Linked DNA regions of Homo sapiens: region 1 is linked to region 2. Evidence: chromatin contacts called from ENCODE Hi-C or POLR2A ChIA-PET data. All regions are on one chromosome and are shown on one strand. Each heading gives the region's core, a stretch centred on a gene start or an enhancer-like site at or near the end of the contact. The rest is flanking DNA. Distances are from core to core; before and after follow the strand shown. Region 1 overlaps ARHGAP24 (Rho GTPase activating protein 24). Region 2 overlaps ARHGAP24 (Rho GTPase activating protein 24).

Evidence for each region. A loop is a pair of places that touch in the nucleus more often than their neighbours do. ChIA-PET counts read pairs that join two places held with the same protein, here RNA polymerase II (POLR2A). Pooled maps may share reads with other maps.
Region 1: a pooled map shows a loop between it and region 2 (2.1-fold over the local background). The contact joins two enhancer-like sites. A Hi-C loop is called at or near these places in 2 of 168 maps with a recorded cell type or tissue (B cell and OCI-LY7), 27 of 37 single-sample maps with no recorded cell type and 6 of 50 pooled maps. POLR2A ChIA-PET finds 5 or more read pairs at or near these places in 2 of 52 experiments (OCI-LY7 and activated B cell).

Annotation. Positions count from the first base shown.
Region 1 is chr4:85,705,233-85,712,012 of GRCh38, forward strand. All of the region lies in intron 2 of ARHGAP24 (Rho GTPase activating protein 24), which reads left to right. Among named protein-coding and RNA genes, the nearest start is that of MIR4451, 14 kb to the right of the region's middle. RefSeq lists an enhancer at 2,460-2,609. Within about 2 kb of position 2,564, at least 3 of the 41 ENCODE cell types and tissues checked have a DNase peak (open chromatin) inside an H3K27ac peak, as active enhancers do; they include B cell and OCI-LY7, where a contact is called at or near this core.
Region 2 is chr4:85,657,024-85,662,874 of GRCh38, forward strand. The region is part of intron 2 of ARHGAP24 (Rho GTPase activating protein 24); the gene reads left to right. It overlaps LOC105377319 (a long non-coding RNA gene), which reads left to right. Exons shown (of 3, transcript XR_938955.4): 3 at 2,025-2,438. Among named protein-coding and RNA genes, the nearest start is that of MIR4451, 63 kb to the right of the region's middle. Within about 2 kb of position 2,793, at least 3 of the 41 ENCODE cell types and tissues checked have a DNase peak (open chromatin) inside an H3K27ac peak, as active enhancers do; they include B cell and OCI-LY7, where a contact is called at or near this core.

The sequences.
Region 1 (6,780 bases), core at 1,314-3,813, 48 kb after region 2:
TTTATATAGGATATATTTAAAAATTATTTATAAAGTATTAAAATTTACACATATGACAGATACTATATTTTAAATTTTAATTTTTTGACTCTAACAAGAAAATTTAACAAAATATACGAATATACATGTACAAATAAGACATATACATATTGAAGTTCAATAATTACTTGAATGAATATAATATGACTTGCATGCATGTAAATATTCACGTGGGAAGTGACTACACACTCACTGTGAGCAACAACCATGTAATCAGAACACCTGTAGAGATAGCAACATTTTAGAACCTTTTGATTGAATTCCATTATGTAGATAGGGAAGGTTATAGTCCAGCATTTTTAGAAATGACCATTTTTTCGTGTGCTTACCACATGCAGGCATCGTGTTCAGCTATCAACGGTCATATGAGTTAATTGCTAGTGTTATCTGTATTTTATAGATGAAGAGAATGAGGCAGAGAGAAGGTCAGGAACTTGCTCAAAGTTGTACCTAACAAGGAGTAAAGTTTATATGTGAAAAAAGACAGTTTGACTCTAGAATTCATGTTTTTATTCTCTCTTCTATGGCTTCTCATGTTGGATACTGTTTTAGAGCACCAGGCTGTAACAGTTATAGTGACAAATAAGCATAGATTTAGGAGGAATATCTGAGTCATGAGGGGTCTGGAGGTTAATTTTCTTAACAGATGAATAAAATATCAAGAGGGGAAAGGAAGACAATGGGGGCATGGTAGGTGTCTTTAAAGATGTCAAGAACCATAGGATATTCTCAGCCAATGGTTGCAGGGGAGAGGGCACAGATATTCTCAAGAGCCAGATTTCAGCTGGGTATGAAGTAGAACTTAAAAAAGATCGGAGGTGACCACTATGAAGTGATCTTCCTCAAGCTGGATGAAGACAGAATTCAGGCATTGGTAGGGGGATGAACTGAGTAACTTTAAACTACTTTATGTGATGTGTAGATGTAAAATTGTTAGAGAAATTCTTTTTTTTGATGGACCTCCAATCTGTTAAATGTTACATCCATTGAATCACTGGATATACCATATTGTAAAGCAATTTAATAAAAATACATTTTGCTTATTAAATAAAAATGATTAATGTACTGTGGAAACTACTAGCTAAGAACTGATAATGTAAAATTTCATCTTGCTTACTAAAACTCATCTGTCATAATAAGAAATTTTAATATAGAGTCCACTTTTATATCAACATTTTTCTATAACTAACCATCATTAATATACTTTAAAAATCTAGTGAAACAGATTTCCACTAGACACAAAACACATTTCCCTGAAACACGTGCTTTTCAAAAAGATGTTGTTTTTGTTTTTTTTTTTCTTTTTTCTTTTGAGATGGAATCTCACTCTGTCACCCAGGCTGGAGTGCAGTGGCGTGATCTCAGCTCACTACAAGTTCCACCTCCTGGATTCAAGTGATTCTCCTGCCTCAGCCTCCTGAGTAGCTGGGGTTACAGGCAGGCACCACCATGCCCGGCTAATTTTTGTATTTTTAGTAGAGACGGGGTTTCACCATGTTGGTCAGGCTGGTCTCAAACTCCTGACCTCGTGATCCGCCCGCCTCGGCCTCCCAAAGTGCTGGGATTATAGGCGTGAGCCACTGCACCCAGCCAAAAAGATGTATTTTTGAGATATATTAAATGAACGCCTTATTTTGTTTATAGTGGATTTGTTGTTGTTTTGTGACAGGGTCTTGCTCTGTCACCCAGCTAAAGTGCAGTCGTGCTATCATAGCTCACTGTAGCCTTGAACTCCTGGGCTAACGTTATCCTCCTGCCTCAGCCTCCTGAGTAACTAGAGCTATAGGAGCATGTTACCAAGCCTGGCTAATTTTTAAAAATTTTTTGTGGAGGCACAGTCTTGCTATATTGCCCTTGCTGTTACCTCCTGGTGCCAAAAAATCCTCTCACCTTGTCCTCCCAAACTGATTGATAGGATTACAGTCATCAGCCACCATACCCAGCCTTTATAGTACTTTAAATTCAGATTTCTTTGCTAATATCACTACTATACACCCATGCAAGGATATATTTTTACCAGATGTTGTGGGTAAAGAGAATGCTGAAATATGGATGACCTGTTTGTGCTTTTTTTTCCCTCACCAGAGAAATGTTTGAATGCGTCCTTGTGCTTCTTGAATTAGTATTTTATTTTGACTGAGATAAGAACGTTATTTAACTTTTATTTTCACCGTGTCTAGCAAAATATTTCCAATAATATGCTCCATTGATTCTTTGGTGGTTATAATAATCATAAAATACAAGTTGATTTTAAATTCAGACTTTAGATCCTCAGAAACTTCTGGATAAACACATAGGTAATAACAAGCAGGGATCCCTTATAGATTTTTTATTTTTTGTTAGAAATAGAAATAGTTGAAAAGAGTTTCTGCTCTTTGGACACATGTGCAGGACCCAATATGTGCTATTTTCTTGAAAAAAGGAATGGACCGCTAATGAACATTATTAAAGTTGGACCATTTATTGTCCTAGGCAAAAATTAGGTCACTGATGTCTCCGGCACAAGAATGAAAGTTGATTACCTCAACCGGAAATGAAAAGGAGACCAGCATGACTATTGCACCCTGAGTTCTGAGTACTCACAACGCAGCTGGTTTGGGTCATAAATTACTTGTTAATTGTGTATTTCTTTTTTAGAAGAAAAAGGAAATGATAGGCTTCTTTTTTTCCGATCTCCACCTGCCTGTCATTGGTAGGTGGCATAATGATCTGAGAGAGCTGAGGAAATTGCTGTTCAGAACTTGGACTAGTTTTAGGTCAGAGGATTGCTGGTCTTCATTTCCTAATTTGCCAAAGAAAATCTCCCTGCAAAATGAACCTGAAAACTCACAGACATATCAAATACTTTCTTGTTCAGGCCTCGTTTATTCTTCAGCATATGTTACTGTGAGTAATATATGTATATTTGTGATCACTTTTCAATATGTATAGTAATATTAGACCATAAATATAAATAATAATAATAGATGTTTATGGAGTATGAAAACTCTGTTCTAGTAATTACCAAATTAGTTACCAAACAGGACTTAAAAGAAAAATGATGTTAACAAATAGCTGCTATTTACTAATCCCTGACCATGTATCAGCAGTATGCTATGCACTTCACATCTATAAACTTTATTTAAACCTCAAAACAGCCCTCTGTGTAAGACTCTTTTTTTTTAGGTCCATTTACTAATGAGAAAACAGAGGTACAGATATTTATAACAATTTCCCCAAAGTCATATATTTAGGACATGGAAGTTGGAATTTAAAATGAATTTGTCAGAATCTCAAGCCTATCCTCTTATCCACTTTACTGTCTTCCCCTACTAAAAATAACCCTGATGAATGCATATCTTACTCGTCTTCCTGCTCTATTCCATCACGGTGCAATTCAGTTGGAAAGGAGGCTGATGTCAAGAAGTCAGAGGGCGCACTCTGTTGGCATCCGCTTCCTGACAACCCCACCAAGGGGTTTTTCAGACCATATTTAAATTCTTCTGATAAAACAGAGCTCAAATCGCCTAAGAAAGCAATTTTACCTTCATATCTATTATCATTTGACAAAATAAATTCTCCTGGGAGAATAAAAGAACAAAATAAAATGATCTTTTCTATAGAGTCCTACAGTTTACAAATTCCACATGCCTTATTTAATTTTAATCTCCAAGTTATCTCTATGTTCGTTTAAGTATGCATTGTTAAAATTATCCCTATTTTATAGATACTGAAACTCTCCAAAAGATTAGGTGGCTTCATTTAATCAGCCATTCAGTAAACTTTTATCTGTGCCTTCTATATTCCCAGTACCCTTTAAACTATTAAGGATAGATAAATAAATAGAATGTAGGTCTATTCTTGAGGTCTTTAGAAAGCATGGCATTCTAGGGCTACAATCCCTGAGCACTACCCTTCTGCCTTTCTTAGTAGTTGTCAGAACTCAGTCACATGATCTCACCTAGATGCAAAGGTGCCTGGGAAGTAAAATTTTGCTGAGTGCCCAGGAGAGAAATGAAATGGTTATATAGATATAGTATCTGCTCTGCTTCACTTAAGATTTAATAATTAATTATTAATATCATAACAGGTTACAAGATAAAATATCATATGATTATCTCCACAGATAAAAATAGTAATAATAAAATGTAACACCCATTCCTGATATTAAAATGAAAACAAAACAATTCTTAGTAAATTAGGAATAGAGGGGAACCCCTTGAAATGTTAAAGAGCACAGTATCTTGTTAAAAAAAACCTCCAGCCATCATCATAACCAGTGATGACATATTAAAAGCATCCATTTTACTACTAGGACTAAGTTAAGAATATTTACTATCATCACTTCAATTTAGCATTTTATTAATGACCCCTTGTCAGCACACAAATAAATAAGGAAATCTCCTTCACCTGATATACAACTTCAGCAAAGTCTCAGGATACAAAATGTACAAAAATCACTAGCATTCCTATATACCAACAACTGTCAAGACACAAACCAAATCAGGAACACATGCCTATTCACAATTGCCACTAAAAGAATAAAGTACCTAGCCAGGGAAGTGAAAGATCTCTACAAGGAGAACTACAAACCACTGCTCAAAGAAATCAGAGTTGATACAAACAAATGGAAAAACATTCCATGCTCATGGATAGGAAGAACTAATATCATTAAAATGGCCATATTGCCCAAGTAAATTTATAGATTTAATGCTTTTTCTATCAAATTACCAATGACATTCTTCTCTGAACTAGAAAAAAACTATTTAAAAATTTATATGGAACTAAAAAAAGAGCCCAAATAGCCAAGGCAGTCCTAAGCAAAAAGAACAAAGCTGGAGGAGTCATGCTATCCAACTTCAAATTATACTACACAGCGAAAATAGCCTGGTACTGGTACAAAAACAGACACATAGACCAATGGAACAGAATAGAACCCAGAAATAAGGTCGCACACGTACAACCATCTGATTTTCAACAAAGCTGACAAAAGCAAGCAGTGGGGAAAGGACTCATTCAATAAATGATAGTGAGATAACTGGCTAGCCATATGCAGGAGATTGAAACTGGACCCCTTCCTCATAACATATACAAAAATCAACTCAAAATGGATAAAATGTAAAAACCCTGGAAGACAACCTAGGCAATATCATTCTGGACATAGGAATAGGCAAATATTTCGTGACAGAGACACCAAAAGCAAAAATTGACAAATGGGATCTAATTAAACTAAACAGCTTCTGCACAGCAAAAGAAACTATCAACAGAGTAAAGAGAAGACTTACAGAATGGGAGCAAAATTTGCATACTATGCCTCTGACAAAGGTCCAACATCTAGCATCTATAAAGAACTTCAAAAAATTTACAAGAAGAAAACAAGCCCCATTAAAAAGTGGACAAATGGCATGACCACTTTTCAAAAGAAGACACACATGCAGCCAAAAAGCATATGAAAATACAGGTCGACATCACTGATCATTAGAGAAATGCAAATCAAAATCACAATGGGACACCGTCTCATACCAGTCAGAATGGCTGTTATTAAAACGTCAAAAAATAACAGGTGCTGACGAGGTTGCTGAGAAAAAGGAATGCTTATACACTCTTGGTGGGACAGAACTACCATTTGACCCAGCAATCCCATTACTGTGTATGTACACAAAGGAAGATTAATCATTCTGTCATAAAGACAATACATGTGTAAGTTCATCGAAGCACTACTCACAATAGCAAAGACATGGAATCAACCTAAATACCCATGTAGATTAAATAAAGAAAATGTAGTACACATATACCATGGAATACTATGCAGCTATAAAAGAACAACAAGATCATGTCCTTTAGAGGGACATGGATGGAGCTGGAGATCATTATCCTTAGAAAACTAATGCAGGAGCAGAAAACCAAATACCAGATGTTCTCTCGTCAGCACCAGCTAAATGATGAGAACACATGAACACAGAGGGGAGCAACAGACACTGGGGCCTATTGGAGGATAAAGGGTGGAAGGAGGGAGAGGAGTGGGAAAAATAACTATTGGGTACTAGGCTTAGTACCTGGGTGACAAAAAAATCTATATAAAAAACCCCCATGACAAACCCGGACACGTACCCCTGAACTTAAAACTTAAAAAATCAACCTTATAGCGAAAGTATTAATGTTTTTGTGAAATATGTTGTTTTCTCTGCATATTACTTTTATTTTTAATTTTAATCTATGAATAGATAAAATATTATCTTAGTTTAAAAATGAAAACTATTAAAAGTTTACATCAAATTGATTTTTTAAAAATCAAATTCAGAATGTCAAAAGCAACTGTGTGATTAAGTCCCAAATTGCTTCTTCCTGCTGAGACATTGTTCTCCCTATGAAACTTTCTAAATTTAAGATTCAAATATGTGGAAAATTATTAACGTAGCTATAAAACAATTTTACTTGGTTGTTAAAAAATTAGCAAGGTCATTGTATTCAGCGTTATCAGGTTATTTTGGTACACCAGACTTAGAGATTATATAGCTTCTTCCAAGGTTAATTCTAGGTCCTTTCCACTTAATTTTTTAAACACACAGAGGGTTTATTAGTTAATTAAAATAAGATCTCAAATGAGGCTATTTTATCATCAATTTTCTGGTCCACAGATAATAGCTTATTGGGCCCTTCTCTTTAGAGTCCTAGAGTTTCGCATAGTAAATATTGCATAGCTATGACCATTTTTCGCTCTTCACATTTCTGTTTCATAATGAGACACAAACTTCAAAACCC
Region 2 (5,851 bases), core at 1,543-4,042:
TAAAAATGTAACATTGCAATGGTGTTTTGGAACAATTTTCTATTGACTGAAACAAGGAAATAATTTTTGTCTCGTTTTTATTTTATTCTCATTGTTTTCAGACATAAGAATTGATGGATTTTGTTTTCTCCTTAGCCTTATTTTATTTTTTCTGGGCTATAAATTTCTTCATCTCCCCAAGCCTTAACTTTTGTGGCTGTACAATTGGGAGAAGAATTTCTTGGAACTTATTAGAATTGTGTTTTAATAATGTGCTATCTGCCAAACACACTGAAACCTTTGGATGAAAGTTAATGTATTCTGAATGGTCTACTTTGTTCTTCCCTTTTAGTTTCATAACTAAAGTTTGAACCTTTAGTTTCATAACTTAAAGTTTCATAACTTTAAGAAGGATTTTTTTTCAAATACAAGAGAAAAATTTTCTTCCTCTTTTAACCTGTCTCAGAACTTGTGAGCTGAAATTAACAGAAAATCTTTAATATCTAGCCAGCAATGACACTTGACTGTGTTTCTAAAGGAATAGAGAGGGAAAATGGTCAAAACAGAGTAGTTTCTAGAAAACTTCGTGTCAGCTTGCTCTCCCATGGAGACAGGGTATTAGGCAAATTAATAACTTTATCCTCCAGGCACTTTTGCAAGGGAATAACATTTTCATTTGTTTGGCAAAATGCAAACATTGCCGGGGTAGATGATAACTACAAAATAAAAATTTTATGAAATGCCACAACTCCAATTATTGTTATTATTTTGAGACAGGGTCTCATTCTGTCAGCCAGGCTGGAGTGCAGCGGCACTATCTCAGCTCACTGCAAACTCTGCCTCCCGGGTTCAAGTGATTCTTTCACCTCAGCCTCCCGAATAGCTGGGGCCACAGGTGCGTGCCACCATGCCTAGCTAATTTTTGTATTTTTAGTGGAGATGAAGTTTTGCCATGTTGGCCAGGCTGGTCTCAAATTCCTGGCCTCAAGTGATCTGCCCCCCTCGGCTTCCCAAGATGCTGGGATTACAGGAGTCAGCCATTGTGCCCGGCCTCCAGTTATTTAATTATTCTTCATTTACAATTGCATTCTCATTGGTCAATTTGTTAAGACCTTTTTTTCAGTCTGACAAAAGAAGGAACAAACTCTTTTTCTCTCCATTAATGTTGAATAAAGTATCTATAAACTACATTTTCAATAATTAGAAGAGCTAAAATCATCACATTTGGGACCCTGGGATCTGCCTTCCCACTTCATTTTTTCTCTGTAATCAATGCAAAATTATTCAATTTAAAGGAATATGTAGCGGATCATTTTTGGAAATTTATTACTTTAGACCCTGAGACAAACCTTTTTTCATAAAAACCAATTAAAAGAGCTTCTCAGAATTTTTTTTAACCTTTTGCTTAAAAAATTGCTCTAGTAAAAAGTGCTATTTTTAACCTGTTGTTTGTGGTACAAAGTAGAAATATTTTCATAAATATTATTTGATCTCCAGCTTCTTATACTGAAATTCTGCTCTGACTGTAGGATCAAGTACACAGTAAGCACTCAATAAATACTTGCTTTGCTTTGATCATCTGAATGTAAAAGTATCTTTTATGTGGGGCTGAATTAGGTCTAGCCAACATTTAGACTAATTTTACCACGACTGTCTTCATAGTAATATTAGCGTGTTTTCACACAGTATAGTCATGAATATGGACCATGGGGAATCACTCAAGCCATTTTTTCTCACTTTTAGAGTAGTTTATAATGTGTTGATAGTATGTCTGGCTGGTTTGTTGGGAATAGGATGTACATGGCCAAATGTGGAAGCAAGGAGACAGGATAGGGGTCCTTGGAGTAATCCAGAATTTGAATCAAGCAGCTTGGGTCAAGGTGAGAGCAGCAGAGGTATAAGAAGTTCTTGTATTTTCAGTCTGTTCTGAAGCAGAGCTGATAGGATTTGCTGAGAGATTTATGTGGGATGTGACAGAGAGAGAGCCAAGTCCGTAGTAACTCTGAGACAGTGCCTCTTAACTGAAGGTGATTTTTCTCTCCCAGGAATATTTGACAACGTCTGGAGACAGTGTCTGGCTTGTCACAGTTGGGGAAGATACCACAGATATCTCGTGGGTAGAAGCCGGGGTGCAGTTAAATATCCTATGAAGCATATAATGCTGTTCTCTACAACAAAGAATTGTCTGACGTTGCTGAAGTTAAGAAACTCTGGACCAAGGTTTTTGGCCTGAACAGAGGAAAGAATGATGCTACCAGTAACAGAATGAGGGCGCTGCTAGTGCAGTATAGTTTGCAAAAAGGAAACCAGAGTTCTGTCTTTTTGAAGTGCCTATCAGATTTTCAAGGCCAATGTCAAATATTACAATATCATAAAGTAAAAATAAGATTAAAGTTTATCTGTTGTTAAATTAATGTTTAAATAATTCCTTTAGAAATTAAATTTCTATAAAATGGAAATTGTGTCTCAAAATATTCCTGTGTTATCTACAAGGCCTAACATAGCTTCTGGTATTTCAACATATATAAAAAAGTATGAATATAGCGGCCATATTAATGTTCTCCTCCCTAGTTCTATTACACTATTTGGAATGATATAATTTTAGTCTTAGAAATAGAAAATTATCTCCCTTCATTTTGATGAACACATTATATAATTAAAGTACACATAAGGGTTGTAATTACTATGTTTCCTAATATATTATAGTTCTTTCATCTCCTCAGTCTGCTTTTTGTGAAGAGGACTTTTTCAGGGTAGAAGAATGACTCAGTAATGAGAAAAAGGGGAAATTATGTTAAGTCTTTCTTCTTTTCATTCCTCCCCTATTCTGGATCCAGGGGTAGTACCACACACTTCCCCAAGCAGCATTTCTGATAACTTAGAATATCCTTATGAAGCCATCTCTAAAAAAATAATAGGTTTCTTTCCATTCGTTCTCTGAAATAGCCTCCTTTAAGTCTAGAGTGCCTGCAGCTGAACAAGCAGCTACCAGTGCAGTAGGACTTGTTGCTAGGGGGAGTTGCCCTTATCACTTCTCATCTAAACTCGGTGGGTTATGTGGAAAAAACGGCATGTGCTTAACTTCAGATTTTAAAGTCTTTTAACTTTGCAGTTGAGTGCCTTCAATTGAATTTCTTAATTAACTTTTAAGTTATGACTGTCTCTTATTCCCTCCTTACCTATATTGAAGGAGCCAATCAGTAAATACCTAAGTCCTGCCTGCCCGCCGTGAAGCAAGGAAAATGTACTTGCTAATGATTGAATTAATTCTCACACTTTAGTTAATATTGACCAATATTTCTTGGATTTTATTTCCAAAATGACTTTCTTTTTTTCTTGAAATACTGTTTTAAAAGTAGCTTTAAAATGTATCCTCCATGTAAGTATAACAAAACAGAGTGATTTATTCACAGCTACTTGTTTCAATAATGCAGATGTTCAGGGCTACAGTACTCAAATAGTGAGACTCAGGGAAGGGAGAGGAATTGGCTGAATTAATTTAAAAGAAAATCTGGCCGAGCACTGTGGATCACACCTGTAATCCCAGCACTTTGGGAGGCTGAGGCAGGTGGATCACGAGGTCAGGAGTTTGAGACCATCCTGGACAACATGGTGAAAGCCCATCTCTACTAAAAATGCAGAAATTAGCTGGGCATGGTGGCACATGCCTGTAATCCCAGCTACTCAGGAGGCTGAGGCAGGAGAATCCCTTGACCCAGGGAGTAGGAGGTTGCAGTGAGCTGAGATCGCGCCACAGCACTCTAGCCTGGTGACAGAGAGAGACTCCGTCTCAAAAAAAAAAAAAAAAAAAAAAATCTGTAGATGGGGATTGTTTAGAGAGCTGCTGGTAGACATAACCTTTCATTATTTTTAGAGTTTCAATTTGTAGCCGATTTGGTATTTTGAGACTTTCAGTTCATCTTCACTTACACCACTTTCATTAAAACTTCAGAAACAGAAATAGCCACAGGCAAACACTTTGAAGCATGCATCTTCCTTTTCTTATTTCTTACTAAGATATCTAAATTCAGACATTTGACCAGTAACATTGCAAAGATGATTCATATGTGTTACAAACTTAGAAAAGTCATTAGGAACATACTCAGATTTTGCTGTAAACATGTTTTGTTATAAAAGTGATGTGGGTGATTTTGCTTCTGCAGTTGAATGCAGTGAGTGGTTACTGTCAGAAACACAAAATACAGATTGTGACTGGTTAACAATCAGCCGATAAAAAAAGTAGCTTAGTTAACTGAAATTACATTAATTGGAGAATGAATCTAAGAAACCATAGAAGGAGCAGGACAACCCAATTTCCAGCATTATTCTGGTTTATCTTTTTCTCTGAGTGGTGAAAACAAAATACGTCGTAGGCTCAAATCTATTACAGTTTGTTTATTGTCAAGTCTTCATATGGTCCTCCATTATTTTGTTATTCTAGGCTTGCAAATTTTCAAAAACAATAAGGTATGTGAAAGTTTTATTTAAGTTAACAAATGTATAGCTTCTGCCTAACTTTTTTTTTTAATTATACTTTAAGTTTTAGGGTACATGTGCACATTGTGCAGGTTAGTTACATATGTATACATGTGCCATGCTGGTGTGCTGCACCCATTAACTGGTCATTTAGCATTAGGTATATCTCCTAATGCTATCCCTCCCCCCTTCCCCCACCCCACAACAGTCCCCAGAGTGTGATGTTCCCCTTCCTGTGTCCATGTGTTCTCATTGTTGAATTCCCACCTATGAGTGAGAGCATGCGGTGTTTGGTTTTTTGTCCTTGTGATAGTTTACTGAGAATGATGATTTCCAATTTCATCCATGTCCCTACAAAGGACATGAACTCATCATTTTTTATGGCTGCATAGAATTCCATGGTGTATATGTGCCACATTTTCTTAATCCAGTCTATCCTTATTGGACATTTGGGTTGGTTCCAAGTCTTTGCTATTGTGAATAGTGCAGCAGTAAACATACGTGTGCATGTGTCTTTATAGCAGCATGATTTGTAGTCCTTTGGGTATATACCCAGTAATGGGTTGGTTGGTCAAGTGGTATTTCTACTTCTAGATCCCTGAGGAATCGCCACACTGACTTCCACAAGGGTTGAACTAGTTTACAGTCCCACCAACAGTGTAAAAGTGTTCCTATTTCTCCACATCCTCTCCAGCACCTGTTGTTTCCTGACTTTCTAATGATTGCCATTCTAACTGGTGTGAGATGGTATTTCATTGTGGTTTTGATTTGCATTTCTCTGATGGCCAGTGATGGTGAGCATTTTTTCATGTGTTTTTTGGCTGCATAAATGTCTTCTTTTGAGAAGTGTCTGTTGATATCCTTCACCCACTTTTTGATGGGGTTGTTTGTTTTTTTATTGTAAATTTGTTTGAGTTCATTGTAGATTTTGGATATTATCCCTTTGTCAGATGAGTTCGTTGCGAAAATTTTCTCCCATTTTGTAGGTTGCCTTTTCACTCTGATGGTAGTTTCTTTTGCTGTGCAGAAGCTCTTTAGTTTAATTAGATCCCATTTGTCAATTTTGTCTTTTTTTGCCATTGCTTTTGGTGTTTTAGACATGAAGTCCTTGCCCATGCCTATGTCCTGAATGGTATTGCCTAGGTTTTCTTCTAGGGTTTTTATGGTTTTAGGTCTAACGTTTAAGTCTTTAATCCATCTTGAATTAATTTTTGTATAAGGTGTAAGGAAGGGATCCAGTTTCAGCTTTCTACATATGGCCAGCCAGTTTTCCCAGCACCATTTATTAAACAGGGAATCCTCTCCCCATTGCTTGTTTTTCTCAGGTTTGTCAAAGATCAGATAGTTGTAGATATGCGGCGTTATTTCTGAGGGCTCTGTTCTCTTCCATTGACCT